3 separate regions of the Homo sapiens genome follow, and all the other regions are linked to region 1. A link is a contact called in ENCODE Hi-C or POLR2A ChIA-PET data. All regions are on one chromosome and are shown on one strand. Each heading gives the region's core, a stretch centred on a gene start or an enhancer-like site at or near the end of the contact. The rest is flanking DNA. Distances are from core to core; before and after follow the strand shown.

The links. A loop is a pair of places that touch in the nucleus more often than their neighbours do. ChIA-PET counts read pairs that join two places held with the same protein, here RNA polymerase II (POLR2A). Pooled maps may share reads with other maps.
Region 2: a loop to region 1 is called in a pooled map, with 2.1 times the contacts of the local background. The contact joins the enhancer-like site here to the promoter of TMEM117 in region 1. A Hi-C loop is called at or near these places in 1 of 50 pooled maps.
Region 3: a map of naive thymus-derived CD4-positive, alpha-beta T cell shows a loop between it and region 1 (7-fold over the local background). The contact joins the promoter of SLC38A2 here to the promoter of TMEM117 in region 1. A Hi-C loop is called at or near these places in 1 of 168 maps with a recorded cell type or tissue (naive thymus-derived CD4-positive, alpha-beta T cell) and 3 of 50 pooled maps. POLR2A ChIA-PET finds 5 or more read pairs at or near these places in 1 of 52 experiments (activated CD4-positive, alpha-beta T cell).

What each region holds. Positions count from the first base shown.
Region 1 is chr12:43,834,831-43,839,051 of GRCh38, forward strand. It overlaps TMEM117 (transmembrane protein 117), which reads left to right and starts at 1,251. Exons shown (of 8, transcript NM_032256.3): 1 at 1,251-1,366. RefSeq lists silencers at 926-1,035, 1,066-1,505, 1,492-1,724.
Region 2 is chr12:46,386,819-46,391,039 of GRCh38, forward strand. SLC38A4-AS1 (SLC38A4 antisense RNA 1) reads left to right here. Exons shown (of 4, transcript NR_125380.1): 2 at 929-1,154. Among named protein-coding and RNA genes, the nearest start is that of SLC38A4-AS1, 5.3 kb to the left of the region's middle. Within about 2 kb of position 2,478, at least 11 of the 41 ENCODE cell types and tissues checked have a DNase peak (open chromatin) inside an H3K27ac peak, as active enhancers do.
Region 3 is chr12:46,370,754-46,374,974 of GRCh38, forward strand. SLC38A2 (solute carrier family 38 member 2) reads right to left here and starts at 2,020. Exons shown (of 16, transcript NM_018976.5): 1 at 1,756-2,020; 2 at 425-626; 3 at 23-104. The coding sequence starts at 540. It overlaps SLC38A2-AS1 (SLC38A2 antisense RNA 1), which reads left to right and starts at 2,030. Exons shown (of 2, transcript NR_187299.1): 1 at 2,030-2,109; 2 at 2,560-3,025. RefSeq lists enhancers at 950-1,099, 1,180-1,509, 1,199-1,902, 1,760-1,839, 2,520-2,579 and silencers at 1,530-1,729, 1,930-2,269.

The DNA of each region.
Region 1 (4,221 bases), core at 1-2,500:
GTCAAATTAGTGGGAAGTATGGCAGTGAATTCCCAATTATGCCTATGCAGATAAACTACCCTATGGCACTTGGGCATGGCTCTCTCCATCCCATCTTAAAATCCGCGGACATCTCAGTTCTCCCTCTTGCCATCCACCCATTCCTGAATCAGGCTACCAGTACAGGGGAGGGCCTAGCTCTGCCTTCATAAGTTTGCTAATATGGGCATATAGAAATCCTATTTTCCATTTGATTATATACACTAGTGATAACTTCCATTACCACAAAATATTAGCATGCTGGATAGCAGCTGTTAACACGTTTTCAGCAACCGGTAAACTGAGGTAGCAGTTGCTATTAGGTGTGGAAGGAAACAGAGGCCACACATACATGATGGAAAGGAGGTTACATTCAGGAAGAGAGGAATTGGTCAGATGTAGTCAAAGGGTCTTCCTGCCCTATGCCGCAGAGGTATCATTTAGGTATCATAGAATGACAGGCTCCGGAGAGCCTCAGACTGCAAAAACTTTAAAAATTGTACATGAGTATGTGTGCTGATGTACATATGTGTGTATGCATGTGTATACGTGTGCTTATGTGTGTATACATATGTATGCATGAGTGTATTTGTGCATCTCTATGTGTGTATGAATGTGTGTATGTGTGCATATGTGTGTGTGTGTGTGTGATACCAGGCAGGTTGGAAAGTAAGTGGAAGACTTCTCATACTCCTCATGGGCTCTGCCTCTCCCCACCCCCACATCCCCACACCACCAACAGACAAAAACAGAAATCATGTTTTGCGACCTGAGATTGCTTTCGAAAGTTTGTAGCTCTTCGAGGACATTCCAGTGGGACCCTCATTGGTTCCCTGCAGGATGGTGGATTTTCTGTCAGCCGCCCCCCAACCCCCACCAGGTTCCTGAGTCCGTCCCTCGCCTGCAGCTGCCGCTCTGCAGAGGCGGGCCGGCCCGGGCAGGCTCGGCCCGTGGCGCACGCGGCCCGCGGGCTGGAGTCAGCCCGTGGTGCGGGCGAGAGGGCAGGGGCGGGGAGAAGCCATGCCTCCAGCTGCAGAGGTTGCACACAGCTGGCATGATCGCGGTCACCTGCGCGGCGCCGGTGCCCTTGCGCTCGCGTTGCCCGGCCCGCGGCCGCGGACTTTGCGGCGGGAGCGCGGCGCGGTGAAGCACCGGCGCGGAGGGCGCCCGGCGTAGGCGGCGGCGGGTGTGGGCCGAGCCGGTATTTATAGCTCCGTGACAGCAGCAGCGGCAGCGACGCCGCCGGCCCGTCTCGCCGCGCTTCCCAGCGAGGCCGCCGGCGCGCCGAGGGCTGTGCTCGACCGCGAATCCCGTGTGCAGTCGCCCCGCGCCCCGCGCGACCCTTCGGGTGAGTACGTGGGCCCGGGCGTTGGGCGAGCCTCCCCAGCCGTTCGGTCCAGCCGCAGCGGAGCCCTCCCGGCCCTGCCGCCCGTGTCCCGGCTGCCACCTCGTCACTGCCCGCGAGTGCGGAAGCAGCCGCGGAACCCCGGCCCGGCCCCCGAATTCTCCGGCGCCTCTGCTCCTGCCTTCCTGGGGATGGCAGCCAAAGAGGCAGGGTGAAGTGTCAAGGAGGGAGGGGGGACGCGCCAGCCCTCTGGCTAAGGGCAGAGGAGACTCCCGGGCGAAAGGCTCTTGGTGGGAGTCCTCAAACTCCCGGCTCCAGTGTGTGTGCAGAGATACGGCGGGAGAGCAGACCTTGAACTTTCCTTGCTTCAGCGATTCCTAGCCTAGGAACTGAGTAAAAGCCCTATTTTTCTTAATTAAATTAACAGGTTGCAGTTCGTAGGTGTTGTTCTTGGGAAAAAAACAAAGACTTGGGTGTTTGGGTGTTTGCTAACTTCATCGTGACTAAATAAAACTATTTTTTTTCATTCCTATTTTTGAAAATGCCACAGGCCCACAAGTGTGTTCTACCCTCTGTGGAACAATGAAGTATGTGTATGTGTGTGTGGGTGTGCGTGTGTGAGAGAGAGAGAGACACGGGAGTAAACATCACATGCTTATCAGGAACCAAAAAGGAAAAAAAATGAGTAAAAGTATGTTGAATATAAGGGTATGTATTGCCCCCAATTATAAATGATGTATTGTCTGAAATCCAAGGAAGGACTTCTAGGAAGCTACAGGGTTTTGTTTTGGCTTCAGAAACAAGGTCTTCCAATTTATTGAATATAAAAGTAGTTGAATCCCTGTAAACCCCATTTTTTTTTGTAAAGTATTGACATTTGACCATGGATATACTTTCTTTTATCCCCCAAGTCTTTATAGTTTAAAAGTAATTATGGATTTTGACATTTTGTCTCAGGCATTTATCCCTCCTATTCCACCCTCCATCTGATCCGTGTGATGAGAAACTGGCTCTTGTCAGTTTTATCTAAGTTTCTTTAAGCTGTCATTAAAAAATAAACTTTTCACATGAATTCTATTTAATTCATTAAATGTGTTTTTCTTTGGCATTGTGTTTGGAATATGATCATGGCAATTTCTTTTCTTTTCTTTAATTTCTGTCTTTCTTTCTTTCATGGAGTCGGGCTCTGTCGCTCAGGCTGGAGTGCAGTGCCATGATTTCCAGCTCACTGCAACCTCCGCCTCCCGGGTTCAAGGGATTCTCCTGCCTCGGCCTCCTGAGTAGCTGGGATTACAGGCGCGCGCCACCATGCCTGGCTAATTTTTGTATTTTTAGTAGAGATGGGGTTTCACCATGTTGGTCAGGCTGGTCTCGAACTCTTGACTTCGTGATCCGCCCGCCTTGGCCTCCAGAAATGCGGACATTACAGGTGTGAGCCACTGCTCCGGGCTGGCAATTCCTTATTGCAAACAAATCACTGAAAAGGAGGTCTAAACATTTTTAAAGGATATAGTAGTGATTATATTTTAATTTTATAATGTGCTCCGGCTCATAAATATTTTGCCATTTCAATGGAGAGTTTTCTCTGTTCAGAGGACCCCTAGACCTACTTTGCTTTTGGAGTTGCTGTTTTAAAAACTTGCATTGATTAAGCAATTTGTTTACCCAAGGACTGCAGGATAGGAACAAGGGAAGAAAAATCACTTAAAGGTTGAGACAATGTGAAGAGAAAATCTAGGAAGTGATTTATAGATGTAAACCTCTAAATTAGCTAAGGTACCACAAATATTATCCTGGAATCTATCAGAACCACTTATGGTGGTTTTATTGATTGACTTAAAAGGTTGCTTTTTATTTAAAAGCCCCTGTGGTCTTTTGTATTAGACTAAAAGTAAGAAGTTCTAACTTTATTTCTGTTATTATTGCTATTTGTGTTTTTTTTTTAACCTGTATTAGGCACTTGCATTATGTAAAATGCTATGTATAATCTTTTCCTGCCTTTTTATCTAACAATTTAAGATAATGTACTCAGACCTGTCATTACCTCAGGACTGGTCTGTGTGTATGTGTACATATGTGTGTGTGTGAGACCAGGTAGGTTGGAAAGTAAGTATAAGACTTTTCATACCCCTTGTGGGCTCTGCCTCTCCCCACCCCCACATCCCCATACCACTAATAGACAAAAACAGAAATGATGTTTTGCCACCTGAGATTGCTTTTGAAAGTTTGTAGCTCTTTGAGGACATTCCATATATTTGGTTTTTCACCTTTCTTCCATTTATCCTTTTGCAGATTTGGATATGTATTATCCAGACTCTACTCTCTCTGGAATGGAGTCTTCCAGTTTTTTTTTTTTTTTTTTCCCTCACCCAGGCTGGTCTGTTACGTGTTATCCATACATCTGTTTATTCATTTATTCATCCATCAGCAAATATCTATAGAGGGCCTACTAGATTCAAGTCATCACTTAGTACTTACTCTTACTTCCTTCCCATTGGAATTTTATTCTGTGTTTTATACTTCACACAATGGTAACTAAGAGTAATAACTTTGGGGTTATATAGAGGTAGTCGTGCCTGTTTCTGTCAGCTGGTAGCTTTATGACCCTGGACAGATCATAACCTCTCTGAATTTCTGTTTCTTCACTGGTAAATCCAAATGGCAGGTATCAGGAATAATTGAGAGAATACATGGATAGTGATTTCCAAGAGCCCAACCCCTAAAAGCACTAAAAAGTGTTAATTACAAGTTTGCTGTCTATATCTACTGCATCCCTCTTCATCTCAGGAAATGCATTTTCCATCTCAGGAAATGCATTTTCTATCTCAGGAAATGGCAGTTCCATTCTGGATTTTGCC
Region 2 (4,221 bases), core at 1,228-3,727, 2.6 Mb after region 1:
CTCTTGAGAAGCAGCCATAGGTTAAATATAAAACATACTGGGTGTACCTTCTTTAAAATCCTCTTAAGAACAGTACCACCTGGATATCCATTGTATGAACAAATTAGTATTTAAAAATAATAAAAATAAGTCTTAGAATTAGAGAATGTATAGTTTTGAGCTGTGGAGGCAATAAAGAGGCTGTGTAAAACTCAGGGGGAGTTAGTTGAGGTTATTTCCACAGTAGAGCAGATTTGCTTAAGTAACCCCCTGACAAAAATAGCTTAGTTCCGCCTCCCCGCAGCATGCCTGCCCCTCCCTGCTGTGTGCATTTCCCCCAGTCCTTCAGTCGTTAAAAATTTTCCCATTTCATTTATACTCCAGTTTCAGTTCCGTTGATTCAAAGTTTTGGGACTTAGGACAAGTTTGCTAGCTTCTCTGAGCCTCAGTTTTTTAAACCGTTAAATAGGAATAACAGCATGCTGAGTGCCAAGAATTAAAGAAAAATTTATGTGAAAATATAGATTAGAAAGAAAACTAATATAAATGCAGGGGATTATGATCATAATACTCATAAAACTTCAGTACTCCCTGGGAAGATCCAATGGCCGTCAGTCATGTGCACGTGATCAGAATCTGGGCCATCATATTTTTTTAAGCAAGTTGATGGCCTGAGGGTTCTTGGCCAGGTGGGAGGAGGCTGCTCTGGGATGTTGAAGAGAGATTTTAAAAAGGAGATGGAAGGCTGTGAAAACATAGTTCAAATTGGAGGGAGCTTGGGCAGATACCACCTTTTCTTTTAAGGAATGAATGTAATTGCTTGCATTTTGTCTCTACTTCCTTCCTCTCATTGATTTATTCCGAAGGCTAGAGTTTCTACTTTACATTCTAATTCATCTGACATAGCGTGTTTTTAAAAAACTTAGCATTGCTTGCTTTGATTTTCCAGTTGACTTTTGCTGATGGAGCCTCTCTGAAGGGCAAATTCAAAGTACAGCTGGGTGCTGCAGCACTGGAGTGCGAACTTGTGGCTGTGGTTATGAAGGAGCCTCGTCAGCTATGCCTTTAGCCCCTGGTGAAGCAGTGCCAGTCACACTTTGCCAGTCAAACGGAGAGGCAGCAGTAGTAAGACCAGACCAAATCAAACCAAACCAAGCAAACCACGGGGAATGGAGGTAGGTGAATAGCGCCAAAGAGAATGATGGCTCACAACACTTCTAAGCATGGTGCATATATCAGTTCATTTAAGCCTTATGATGACCCTATGGGGTCAGTACTATTATCGTTATTATCCCCAACTGAGGCACAGAACAACTGTGTGACTAAGCGACTGTACTCAATGTCACACCACTGTTAAGTGATAGAAGTGACATTTTAACTCAGGCAGCTGGATCTGGAGTTTGTCCTCTTAACTACTACATTAGCAATTCTCAAACTTTTGGTCTCAGGACCCCCTTGCAGTCTTAAAAAGTATTGAGGACCACAAAGAGTTTTGTTTATGTGGACTATATGTGTTGATATTTATAGTAGAAATTAAGACTAAAAACTTAAAAGATAGTCAATGTATTTAAAAGTAATAACCAACTCACAATATGCTAATATAAATGACATTTAAAAGTGAAAATAGCTATGTTTCTCCAAGTGCAAAAGGTTGAGAATGGCATCGAAGAATGAAGAATCAAAGAATGGTATCATTTTATAGTTTTGCAAACTTATGCACCATACTGTACCTCTTTTGGTGTGACAGTGGTTAAGAAAAGAGGAAATGAGAGAGACTAAAAGGTACAAGTGAGGGGAACTCAAGACCTGTCTCAGTGAGCCCCTCACACTCTTGTATGAGGAAGAAATGATAACTAAAGAATCGTCTGTAAAGTGTACAGCAGCATCTGGATTTTCATGCCTGGTTTAATCTTCGATAGATTGTCTGGATTCATTCTCTCTCTGTGTGGGTGTGTGTGTGTATGAGCATACACACACATATTTGAGGTTAGGTAAAAAACTTTGTCATAAAATATATGTAAACTGGAAAGGATTTTAGAGATTATCTGACAGTTCTTTTTTTATGGATGAATGCATCTGAGGCCAGACAGGAAAATGACTTATTGCTGGTTGAATTGCTGATTAGTGGCTGGATTGGAGGTAGAACCCAGATCATCTGCCTCTTCATTCTACTCATGTCCTGTCATGGAAATTAGTCAATCCAATTATTATTATTATAGAAGTCTGTTTTCACCAGAAAGTTTGTGAACTGACAACCGTAAAATCTGTGGTAAATTCACAGGCTTCATCAATGACACTATGAAATATTGACCCTCAGCTTCCCAGATTGCAACTCCCCAAGTCTTGGTCTGTTTGCTGTTAGGATTTGTTACAACTTCTTCCTTATTGCCTTTTGTTACACAAGCAGTGCTGAATATGGGCTGGATATTGGAAAGAGGGCAAGAAAATGAGAACCCACAGTTCTGTGACGTGACAACACTGATTGGCCAGTCACTGTTATCTGCAGGATGTGCTTTTCTTAAGGATGAACATATTTTGGTCCACAAGTTTCCAAGACAAGCACATTCCTGCCAACATGATCCTTGGACAAACTGTTCTGGAATTTGAACTTGCTACTGGAAGAGGGTTAAGTCCAGGACACACACACACACACACACACACACACACATTTCAGTGGGGGGCAAGCCATAGTTGGTTATGTTAGCACCTCATTATACAACAGTTTCAAGATAAAGTGATTCCAGATGTGCTCTCAGTAAGTACCTAGTACTTATGTTTTTAACCCATTAGGCTAAAAATCTACTTTCAGAATTTTGGGGAAGCCAGAGTTAGTTAATTAACTAGTCATTCCTAGTTACTTCATAAAGTTGATTCTAAGTCGACTATAATTTGCAGTATGTTTCATGTTAGAGGATACCCATTATAACCATATGAAACATACATATTTATAGACACATATATGTATTTTCACACAGACTTGCCTTTGACAATGATTAGAAGTTCATCTGAAGTACTGGTTTAATGATCATTAGGTTCCTTTGTCCCGGAAATTTCATTTAGAAACATTAGGAAGATATATATCTAAGAAGTAGTATTCTAGTTTCTTCTTATTAATGAAGCTGCAGTGATAGTCATTGTGATTCTGAAGCATAAATTTCATGAGTAAGTCCTGGTTAAAAGGCTCCCTCCCTTGTTTAAAAAACCAAGATTTGAAATTTTTTGCTTTGTAACTTAAATTTACAAAAAAGAGTTAAAGAGAAAAGATGATGAATGTTTTCCTTGATAATTCATATTATTGTTAGGAATATGGAATTTTTGCATCACTTGGCCCTAGAAGGTGGAGAGCTAAAGGTGAACATTTCATTTTGCTTTCAAATATTTTAAATTTGTCTGCAGAAATTATGTTTTCTGCTGAATACAATGGAAGCCTTCTTAGCTGGTCTTACTTGAGAATATTGCATCTTAGTATGCTCTTTTGATTTTATTTTGCTCTACAGTAAATTTTTAAAAATTTAGGTATGATATCTGGCATCAAGGACAACACCATTTATTTGCCAAAGGCTGTAACCTAGGGCATTATACACTAAATGGGAATATTGGCAAACATACTGTTCAGAGGTACCTGTTGTGCTGTAGGGCAGTACCTACAGCAAAGCAGTCTGGGTATGATGGACTCTGGATCCAGACTGTTTGGTTTCATTTCGCTTCTGCTTTTTACTAGCTGTGTGCTTTAATTTCATGAATGTGAAAGATAAATAATAACTCATGAAGATTTAGTTAAGTCTGAACTTGTAAAGGAAGCACTTAGAACCATGCCTGGCATATGTTAAGTACTTCTCAAGTGTTAGCTTAAACAAACAAACAAATCTCAAATTTTGTCTTTGTCATGTCAGAGAGGCTAACATCAAGTGATGGCTGAAGCAGCAAACAGCTAGTTAAATTTAAAAGAAAAATGATCTTTGGGATTAATCCTATCTTGTGAAAAGTTTTCTAGAGCTTCCATCCAGCTGTGGCTAAAGCTAGAGGACAAGAAGGTGAGGAAAGTGTGGCAGAGTGAATGCCATTGATTAAAGAAAGGCCAGGACCTTGCTGTATAACAATTGTTTCTATTATTTCTATTTTGAGAGAAAGACCCTTGATGTTACCCGTCAGCAGGAGATGGATGGTAGTCTTTGTGTGGATTGACAAACATTGGTAGTTTAACAATGTGAAGGGCTTCCTTTGCAGGAAATGAAAAAGTTG
Region 3 (4,221 bases), core at 770-3,269, 2.5 Mb after region 1:
CAAATTACTATTTTTAACTTACAAATTCTGTTTCATACTTCTTCTTCCCCAAATTCGATTCAAGTAAAAAGTTCTGGTTTTCAGGATCTACATCTGCATAATGGCTGCAAAAAATATAGACATATATAATTGTAAACTGGATTGAAATATCTATCATTACACACAAGACTGCTTTAACATAAAATACCCTCCAACAGCATAGCTCTGATACAACATCTTTACTTAATGTATAAATATTAACTAGGAGTTGACTTTCACACCAGCTATCTTGTCATTACAACAAGATAATCGGATACTCTTTCAGAGATTACGCACCTTCTCTAAATGCTATAGCAAATTAAAGCAATGGAAGCAGAGTCCTAGGTAACTCCCTGAACCCAACCCATGCAAGCCGTTTTTTCAAAAGTGTCACAACTTCTCCCACCTTTTCAGAGCAGCTTGCTTGGTGGGGTAGGAGTAGTTGAAGTCGCTGTTGGAACTGTAGCTGCTGCTGTCTTCATCCGGGGAAATACTGAATCGTCCCATTTCGGCCTTCTTCATGCTAAGCACTGGGAGGAATCGGGTGCAGCTAGTAGCGCTGGGCTCCTTTTGTCCTTGGCGGTGGGTGCAGCGGCCCGCGAGTCGGCCTGCGAAAGTAGAGGCGGCGCGTCAGGACCGCAGCGCCAGCCCGCCGCGGTCACGTGACGCCGCCCGGAGGCGCAGCGCGGCTGATTCATCCCAGGCCAGGCGAGTGGAAAAGTACCAGCCGCGCGCGAGGGGCGGGGGCGCGCCGAGGGGCGGAAAAGTACAGACGGCGGAGCCGCGGGGAGAACAAAGATGATGCCACCGCTGTGTTGCGGCCGTCGAGGCCCCCTACTCCGGCAGATTTCAGTATTTCACCCTCTCTATTGTCCCTCGTCGGAGTGGAGGGGGCGAGGGGGGGTTCTGTTTTGCTTTTTCCCAGTCGCTCCAAACTTGCACAGGCACTCAGGGCACACATCCAGCCCCGACCCTGGCTCGTGTGCATGCAACCTAGGCGCACGGCTTTCCGTTTCTAGCATTTGGAACAGCAATGCTGCGTAATCTGTCCTTTACTGCCCGGAGTCCCCACACGGAGAAATGCCTCTGCCGCAGACAGCCTTCCCCAGGAGGCGGAAAGGGCCGACACTACTCCTCTCTCGAGGGGGGCGAACGCCCGGGCCCCGGGAGCTGGGGGTTTGTTTACACACGCGCGCCAGTGCCCTCAAGCACACCCGTCCACAGGCAGCTGGCCCGCGAGTGCTACGCCCGCCCAGCCCCTCCTATGTCCGGAAAGAAAACTGATGCAATATCGATCGTCGATTGTCAAATGTTCCCAACTCGTCTTCCCCAATCTTGGCCTCTCCTGTAATACATGCCCAAGCCCACCTCCGCCGCCCCCAGATTCCTGGCTCCCTGGACTTAATTTTTTTTTTTTATTAAATGCAAATCAGTCACAAGACTTGCCGCAGCAGAGCCGCTGGCCGGGCTAGCTCCCCTCCCCCTAATGGGAAGATGCGGCTCCGCACCGTGCAGGCACGCGGCCCCCGCCCAGCGCCCGCTCTCCTACCCACGTCGCGGGCGCGACACCCGCGCGGCGGGCCAGGGTGGAAGGCTGGCCAGCCCAACCGACAACGCCCGCCTCGAAAGGAAACGGACCCCGCGGCCGCCTTCCCGCGCGGCCCCTCCCGGAAGCCCCTCCCCCACTCTCGCCCGGGCCCCGCGCCCTTCCCACAGACGCCCCCCCGCACGCGTTACCTCGGTGGTCTCTATTCTCACGCAGACGTCTTCAGTGGGTTTCTCTCAGTCAAATACAAATCATAAAAAACAAACAAAAAATTTCCCCAAATCCAACAACAGGCAGGAAAAATAATTTTAATAAAAAAGGAAAAGACAAATTGCCGCCCCAATCCTCCGGCGTCCGCCGTGTCAAGGGAAAGGCGCGAGCGTGCGGTAACGCGTGGTCGGGCTGCTGCTAGCAGTACTGGAAAGGCGTTCTAAGGCGGCGGCGTCGCGCGGCTGTGGAGCAGCCCTGCGAGCGGCGGGTTATAGCGGCACCCCGGGGACGCGTCAGTGGGCGGGACCGCGGCCGCCCGGGCGCCTTCTCTTTGTGTATCAACACCACCTGGGCCCCGCCTCCGACCCGCCCAGACCTAGGCCCCGCCTCCCTGCCCCTCCCTCTGCGGCCCGCGCCCGCGGCCCAGCCCCGCCCGCAGGCGCCCCCAAGACTCTCCCGCAAAGCCCAAGCCCACTCTCTCCAGCTTTCTAGATAGTCTGGAAAGACCCCCAGATGCTTCCCCTGCCTATCCTTTTCAGCCAGGGTTGGTGCTCAACACATGCGGTTGTCTTTGAGGAGCCATCTCCTTAAAATTTTCTCCTGTCCGAGTCACCAGCAGTCCTTGCTTTCGGGGGACACATCAAGGCTTTTGGGGGACACCACCCTCCCACCAAACACTTTCTTGATTGTTATTTTTGTGATTTACAGTGAAGTTTTGTCTCACAAACTTGGGCCAAGGCAGCAAGGTTGTCCTGATGGTTTGTTGTTCTTTCTTTTCCACCTAGACCTGCTTTCACTCTTCAAAACTAGCCGGAGGTCGGCGAGCAGCTCCTTTTCGGGATGTGCTTTTTGTACGGCCATGGAAACTGGACTAGCGGAAAGGCTACCTTTTGGCCAGCAAGCCAGGCCCCTTAGAAAGAGGCCCCAGTGGGGAGCCCGGCGCTCCTAAGGCCGTTTGGGAGTCCCCAGTTTTCCACTCGCTGACACGTTGCTTCTCTTATCCCACCACCGCCGCCCCGGGCAAAGGCACTGCCTTGTCTGAATGCGGGTCTGAGGCGCTTTCTGCGGAGCCTGGTCCTTTCCCTTCAATGGTGATGTGTGTGGTCTTGCTGAGCCAGGCAACTAGGGGGACCCTTCGCTGTGGAAAAATTGGTGCTGCGGGAAAGGCAAGACTCACTCCCTTGCAGGAAACAAAGACCCCTTAGGAGAGAGAAATGTTCATGGAATGAATGAATAAACAAGTTTGACCTACTGCTCTCTTCCTTTTGGGGACTTGGGAGAAATTGGGCAGGGCATAGAGGAAAGGGCTGGGTGTGATCGCAGTTTTTGCTTTCAATGTTTTACTGAGGAAATCCGTACAACTGCCTATTTCCGCCGCACGTGAGGCTTCGGGTGCCCTCGCCTGCACCAGTGTTTATGATTGACAAGCGAGGTCCCGATTTCCCCCATCACACTCCTGTGTTCCCTACCCCAAACCTTCTACTCTGTTCAGGCCAGTCTTCCCTACCGCAAACCTTCTACTCTGTTCAGGCCAGTCTTAAATAATAGCCATTCTTGCTTTGGTGTCCAATCTCCTCTCATCCCCTTAAATGCCGCTGTCATGCAAGGCTTAGTCTTCGAGCCACAGGAAAGCGCCCCGCATGCCTTAATCCCTCCGTACTCAGCCCTCTTTTTGCAGGTACTATTTTCTAAAACAATATGGTGACGGACTTTTAAAAATCCGTGCTGTCATGCACTCAAAATCGTTCCAGACTATTTGTAGTATCATCTGCCCAAAGATTGTGAACTCCCCAAGGGCAGGTTTGGAATTTGACACACAATTAGGGCTGAAAAAACTATCTTCCTTCCACATACATTCCCCAATAAAATCAATCAACTCTTCTTGTCACAACAATCTTGGTAGTGGTAGGTTAGAGAGGAGTCCCAGGAAGTTTCTTTATATTAGGTTTCAACTGATAACAATCAAAAGGTCTTAAACCACTTTTTCATTCCAGATGAATCTCTGGTCGTTTCCTCTGCCCAGTTAGAGGTGCTAAGGAGGCCCTCAGGGTTGGTAGTTATGGGTGGCAAGTGGCACTATAAGTAAATCTCATGTCTTTTGGACTTTTTGGTGGTTTGTATTGCAACACATATTTAGGAGAAGCACAATACCTGTACAGCTGAGGGCAAAGTGGAGGGCAGGGGCGGGGGGGGGAGCTGCAATATTGATCTGGTCTCTGTATGATCAGAACTTGAACAGTAAATGACAAAAAAAGAAGGGTGGAGGGGTGAAACTTCCATGTTTTTATTGCCAGTTTGATTGGTCTTTTCGAGGGCCAAACTGAGGCATGCCTGCTAACTCCATCAGACTTCCAACTGAGGCCTGATGTGCTCTGAGCAATTGCTGTTATGCTTTGGGCTTGAATGCATTGGACACAGTGTCCTCATTCAATTTCTGGGAAACGATA